Regions from separate parts of the Homo sapiens genome. Here region 2 is linked to region 1. Evidence: read pairs that join two places in POLR2A ChIA-PET (ENCODE). Cell type or tissue: B cell. All regions are shown on one strand. Links, peaks and the distances in the headings refer to the core of each region. The heading gives the core; the rest is flanking DNA.

Region 1 (2,919 bases), core at 175-2,674:
CACGCCCAGCCAACACCTCCAGTATTTTCAAGACAAAATGTGAAATTTCTTGAAGTTGTCATTCCTCAACTGATTATTTTCTATTTAATCCATTAAGTATATGTCAATAACGTGTGTATTTTTATAAAACAGTCACACATATCTCTCATGTACTTTTTTTCTTGTCTTGGGATAACTAGACTAACCCAAGCAGTCCCAAAGGGGTGCCCTGGTGTACCCCAAGAGATACTGAGTTTTTCCAAGAGCAGGGACTCTGTGTAATCTGTCTTTGGCTCCACATTGTCCCTCTCCGTATAAAGTGCTATTTTTTTTGTGGAAGCCAAAACATTCCTTTGGGACTATGGACTACAGAGTATCTATGGAGATACTATCTTTAGATCCTATTTGCATTAATGGGATCCTTTCATTCCAGAGGCTCCGAGTCTCTGGTCACTCAGCATGTAAGCCCTACATAGCGTTTTGTCTGTTGGAGCTCGTGAGCACTCTGCAGGCATCCATGCAGCAGCAGTGACTTCAGGTGTGGGGGACCAGAAATCAAATCGGGCCACGTCATCCACTGTTCTGGACACCCCAGCTTCCTCAGCAGGGTTCAGCTGCTATTTCCTATCTATACTCAGGTACATACCTGGCCCTGTGTTGATTCAACAGCTGTGGGAAATTCAGAAGCCAGGCTTGGTCTAAGGGGTCTATGAGAAGAAGTGACAGAAAGGTCTTGGCCAGGCATCATTGGTTTCCCCTTATCCCTCCTACCTGTCATTTCTGGGTGCCCATTTCCTTGTAGATCTAGAATTCTGGGGCACAGTCACTAAGCAAAAGTCTAGTCTCCTACTCAGACCTTATAGGAGTGGGCACAGTGTTCCCTGAAGCTACCTCCTTTCTCCCCAGGTAGCCATTTCCACCTTCTTTTCCTTCAGCATCCACGTATGAGAGAGTCTCTGAAGATCCCATTGTGCTAGCCAATGGAGGGATGACTTCTATTTGCAGCTCTAAGGGAGTCAAGGTGAAAACCTGAATAAGTAAAAAAAATCTTATCTTCTTCCTAGATAAACTCTCAGGCAGTTCAGTATTGTGAAACAGTTGGGCGCAACTTGGGAGCTGGGAAAGACTAGGTTTAAATGTCAGATTTGCCACTTACTCACTGTGTGACCTTGGTTAAGTTTCAAAACCCAGTTTCCTTATCTGAAAAATGGGGGAAATAGTAATGCATACATCATAGGGTTCTTATGAGGAGTAACTGATAAAGCAAAGTGCTTGTCTCAAAAAATATTGGCTACTATTATTGTTAAGCTTTGTGATATGGACTATGACCCAGTTCGACCTCGTTTGTCTTTCAGATGAAAAAACTGGGCCTCAGAAATGTGATGTTCTGTTCAGCTGCCACACAGCTATAGATAATGATATTTAAAATGAGCTTCTTGGCCTCTGAAACTCAGCTCAAGGCTTTTCTACATCATACTTTGAGTACAACTTACAATGCACCACCCCCACCCCGAACTTCCCGCCACCAAGCTTGAAAAATAATTAAGTATAAAACATGATGTGTATTTTTTGAAGCATTTCTGGCATAATCTTGTTTTATATTTATTGCCTACAACTTTGGACTCTATGACACTGGATATGTGCAAGTGTGTGCTTAATAATTGTCGGCTAACCGAATGACACTAAAGTTAAAGAGGATGATTGACTAGAAGTTAACATTGTGTACAATTTGTTTTCCCAAGAACAGACATAGTTAAGAATAGCAAGTCTCTATGATGTATTTATTTATTTTTACCTTAAATGTTCTGCTATTCCTAAGAACAGCAAAGATTAAAGGAAAAAACAAAAGCCAGTGTGGTGACAGTGAAAGTGTATCCACTTGCTTGGATATTAGGATTACCCCAGATGATGCAGATAGTCTCGTGGGATTAGAGGTCAGAGAGAAGGCAGATCATATGCAGCAGCTGGACACCATATTGTTGACCACTTGGAATAAAATCCCTTCTGTCTTGCCCTTATACACAAATTTATACCAATTACTCAGGTCCAAAGTTGACTTCCGATTCTAGCCTTAACAGACAAGTGCTGAGCCTATCAAGTTTTATTGCAGTCAATACATCTCCCTTCCAGAAGCAACTGGTCACAGCCATTTCCAACAGAAAGCTGCCTGGGCCACCCTTTCTTCTTTTTATAGTTTGTTTCCAGACACTCAGTGACCCATAAAGTTAACTTATAACCAAGTCACAGCCATGACCAGAGCTGTTGTTCTTGTGTCCACCCCTAAAGTTGCCTTTTCCCAGGATGTGCACACTCAGAGGCAATGAATCATACTGTTTGTCCTTTGTGGGGTCATTCCTTTTGGTTGAACCCCAGGTCCTGGGTCCTTAACCCAGACTGTTTCCTTTAAACATTCTCCAAACTCTGGGGTTTTTAAGATTTTGTAGTTTGCCCTTATGAACGTGTATATTGCATGAACCCTGTCTTAATGGAGATGTGCCTCCTGCGTGGTGAGCTGGGGTCAAGGCGTGCTGTGGGCTTGAACCATCTGTGCAAACATAACAATGATTGAGTTGATATTTCTATTTTGATGTCCTGGTGGTGTCACTTACAACCTAATTTGTCTTCTCACCCTTCATTCCCTCTGGGGTGAGGATATATATATTGAAGAAAGGTTGATAAAGCAAGTCAGCCTGTAGGCTGAGTTGGAATTGAATTATTTAAGGAAGGCCATGAGGGCACAGGCTCCCGCAATGCTCATGTGCATGACTGTGATTACTAAGTCACCCAACCTCTTAATTTTCTGGATTTAGGTAGGTTAATAAGATTCCTTGATCAAGCTAACTAGTTATGGAACTAGTTAAAAGCAGGACCAAGGTTGGAACTAATATCTTCTCATCCCCATTGTGTTTTTCTCATTACACCATACGTGTTCCATCAACA
Region 2 (2,919 bases), core at 267-2,766, 700 kb after region 1:
CATAAAGAGAAATGAGATCATGTCCTTTGCAGGGACATGGTTGGAGCTTGAAGCCATCACCCACAGAAAACTAACACAGGAACAGAAAACCAAACACCACAGGTTCTCAGTTATAAGCGGGAGCTGAACAATCAGAGCACAGGGACACAGGGAGGGGAACAACACACACTGGGGCCTGTGGGTGAGGAGCTAGGGGAGGGAAAGCTTCAAGATAAATAGTTAATGCATGCTGGGCTTAATACCTAAGTATTAAACCTGCACATCCTGCACATATACCCTGGAACTTTAAATTAAATTAAATAATAATAAAGGCAAATTTTGAGCCAACCCCTCCCTTTTCAGTCCTCCAGATCCTTGCCTCTGCTTTCCAGTAGTCCTCCTCTCCAGACATCTCTGAGAATCTCATGTTGTGCTTCCTAAGGCCATTATGGTAAGAATTTGTTCATAGTTCCACCAATGTGAGGTTCTCAATCCTTCTCCTCTTGTGTCTTTCTTTGATTCCTCAAAAGCGGAGGGAGCCCAAACTGGAAACTACTTGCAATGCTCATCAGCAATAGAATGTATGAAAATGTTGTGGGATATTTACTCAATGGAATCCCATGCTGCAATGAGAGTGAATGAATGACACCTACCCACAGCCATATTTGCAAAAGAAGTAAAGTACAGGAATGATTCCACTTATATAAAGAGCAAAATCTGGTAAAATGTACCCAAGGCTTTTTAGATGTCAAGATAGGGGCGACCTTGGGGAGGAATGACAGGGAGGAGGCAAAAGTAGTACTTCTGGGGTGCTGGTCACATTTTGATACTTAACCCTGGTCAGGGATTAGGTTCAGTTTATAAATGTTTATTGAACTGGACACTTAGGGCTTGTGAGTTTTCCTGTTCTTTCTCATACTCCAATACAGAAGTCTTAAAATGAATATAGGAGATGTGCTATCCCAATGTCCGGGCTGCAGTGCTTGGCTGCTGCTATCCTGAGTTCTTCTCCAGGCCCACCAGTGTCAGAACCTACAGAGCTTTCATTGCAGGGCCAACACTGCATTTGGGGGACCTATTTACCTATGACACAGCGGTCCTGGTATCCTGTGCCATCTCTGCTGCTGCTGCTTTCTGGAAGCCTCACGTTCCATGCTGCTTATCTCCTGGACTTATCTCTCTCCATCCGATACGGAGAAGCCCTTTGTTTTTTTTTTTTTTTTGAGACGGAGTCTCGCTCTGTTGCCCAGGCTGGAGTGTGGTGGCGCGATCTCGGCTCACTGCAAGCTCCACCTCCCAGGTTCACACCATTCTCCTGCCTCAGCCTCCCAAGTAGCTGGGACTACAGGTGCCTGCCACCACGCCTGGCTAATTTTTTTTTTTTTTTTTTTTTTTGTATTTTTAGTAGAGATGGGGTTTCACTGTGTAAGCCAGGATGGTCTCGATCTCCTGACCTCGTGATCCGCCCATCTCAGCCTCCCAAAGTGCTGGGATTACAGGTGTGAGCCACCACACCAGGCTAGAGAAGCCCTTTTTATCTCAGGGGCCCAGCTCTTTTGATACAAGGGTTGGGTGAGGGTGAGGCACCTCTCATGCTACTGTAACTTCAGTTTTACTGCCCAACTCGCTGAGAAAGTCTTCCCCAGGAGAGTTTATTATATTTCCAGTAATAAAGAACTCTGTTTTCATCACGCTTCTCCTGCCTGGGATGTGTTAGCACTCTGGCAGGCAGTTAGTTCAATGAGGGCCATATGGTATTATGGTTAGGAGCATGGCTCTGGATCACTGCCCCCTCAGTCCTCGCTCTGCCACTTCCTGGCTGTGGGTAAGTTCGTTAAATTCTCTGTGTCTAAGTTTCCTAATTCAAAAGAAAAAGGCCTTCTTTATAGGGATTGGAAAGATTGAGAGTATATTACATGTTAATTGCTTAGAACAGAGTCTGGCATATGGTTAAGGTTTCAACTAAGCTTAGCAACAGTGATTACTTGTCCCTACCTGTAACCTGCTTTTATCTCTTGTCCTGCCCTGAAGCCCATTAGCCATGTCTGTTCACTCCTGAACCCTGGTTGAGGGCAGAGTTCGTGTTCTCGTCCAATATTTCATGCCTGTTAGAGAGGTTTTATCTATGCAAAGCACACAACCCCCATAAGTGGGCCACCTAACTCTAAATGCTGGCATAGCCACGTCTTAGGTCTGAGCTGGCCAGGATACCATCAAAACCCCTGGCAGCCCTGTGAAATAGGAAATGTGAGGCCCGTGTTGCAAATGTGGAAACTGAAGCTCAGAGAGGTGTAGCAACTTGCCCAGACTGATGTGGCAGGTACATAGCTGAGCTGAATTCAAGGCAGGCTTATGCTGACTCTAAAACTCAGGTCTTTCCCATTAGGCCACATTGTCCTCTCAGGCACCAGGCACTGTGGATGACAAGGAAAGAAGTGGCACTATCCACTTTACATAAATTGTAACCTAGCGCAGGAGGGAAGACATAGACACGAATCAAAAGTTAAAAACTGGCACAGCCACAGATTATTAGGCCTACACAGGCCGAAGCTTTGAGGAGAGCTGCCCTCAACCAACCGACTGAGGTTAGATATTTTATTCTTTAAAATGAAGTTTCCAGAGAACAATTCTTAGAGGAAACAGAACGAGCAAAGATAGTCAGTGGGTCCAAAGGGTCACAATTGGGATTATGGGGCTAGAAAGGATGGACAAGCCAAGGATCAGAAGTCAGGCAAAGGCAGAGCCAGACAGACTCTTCCAGGCACTGAGCAAAGCACTTTATATATCCATGTCTGTGTTGGGGTCCCCACAACTACCCTCAGATTCAATGATTTGCTGCAGGGACTCAGAGAACTCAAAAAAGATGGAGTAAAAGTTACCATTCACTCCAGAGAAAGGACGCAGATTTAAATCAGCAAAGGTAAAAGGTATAGGCCAGGT

What was found. ChIA-PET counts read pairs that join two places held together with the same protein. Peaks named below come from ENCODE experiments on the same cell type or tissue, not always from the same donor. Only the 100,000 strongest peaks of a DNase experiment are listed, where the experiment ranks them.
Region 2: POLR2A ChIA-PET joins it to region 1 with 10 read pairs; 2 of 35 experiments call an interaction of 5 or more read pairs at or near these places.

Annotation. Positions count from the first base shown.
Region 1 is chr6:14,205,456-14,208,374 of GRCh38, forward strand. No RefSeq gene overlaps it. Among named protein-coding and RNA genes, the nearest start is that of LINC01108, 79 kb to the right of the region's middle. In B cell, for the core only: no CTCF peak of the experiment used is centred there; no DNase peak of the experiment used is centred there; H3K27ac peaks cover 271 bases.
Region 2 is chr6:14,901,632-14,904,550 of GRCh38, forward strand. The region is part of intron 2 of LOC105374945 (a long non-coding RNA gene); the gene reads right to left. Among named protein-coding and RNA genes, the nearest start is that of JARID2-DT, 340 kb to the right of the region's middle. In B cell, for the core only: no CTCF peak of the experiment used is centred there; a DNase peak (open chromatin) is centred at 1,780; H3K27ac peaks cover 1,033 bases.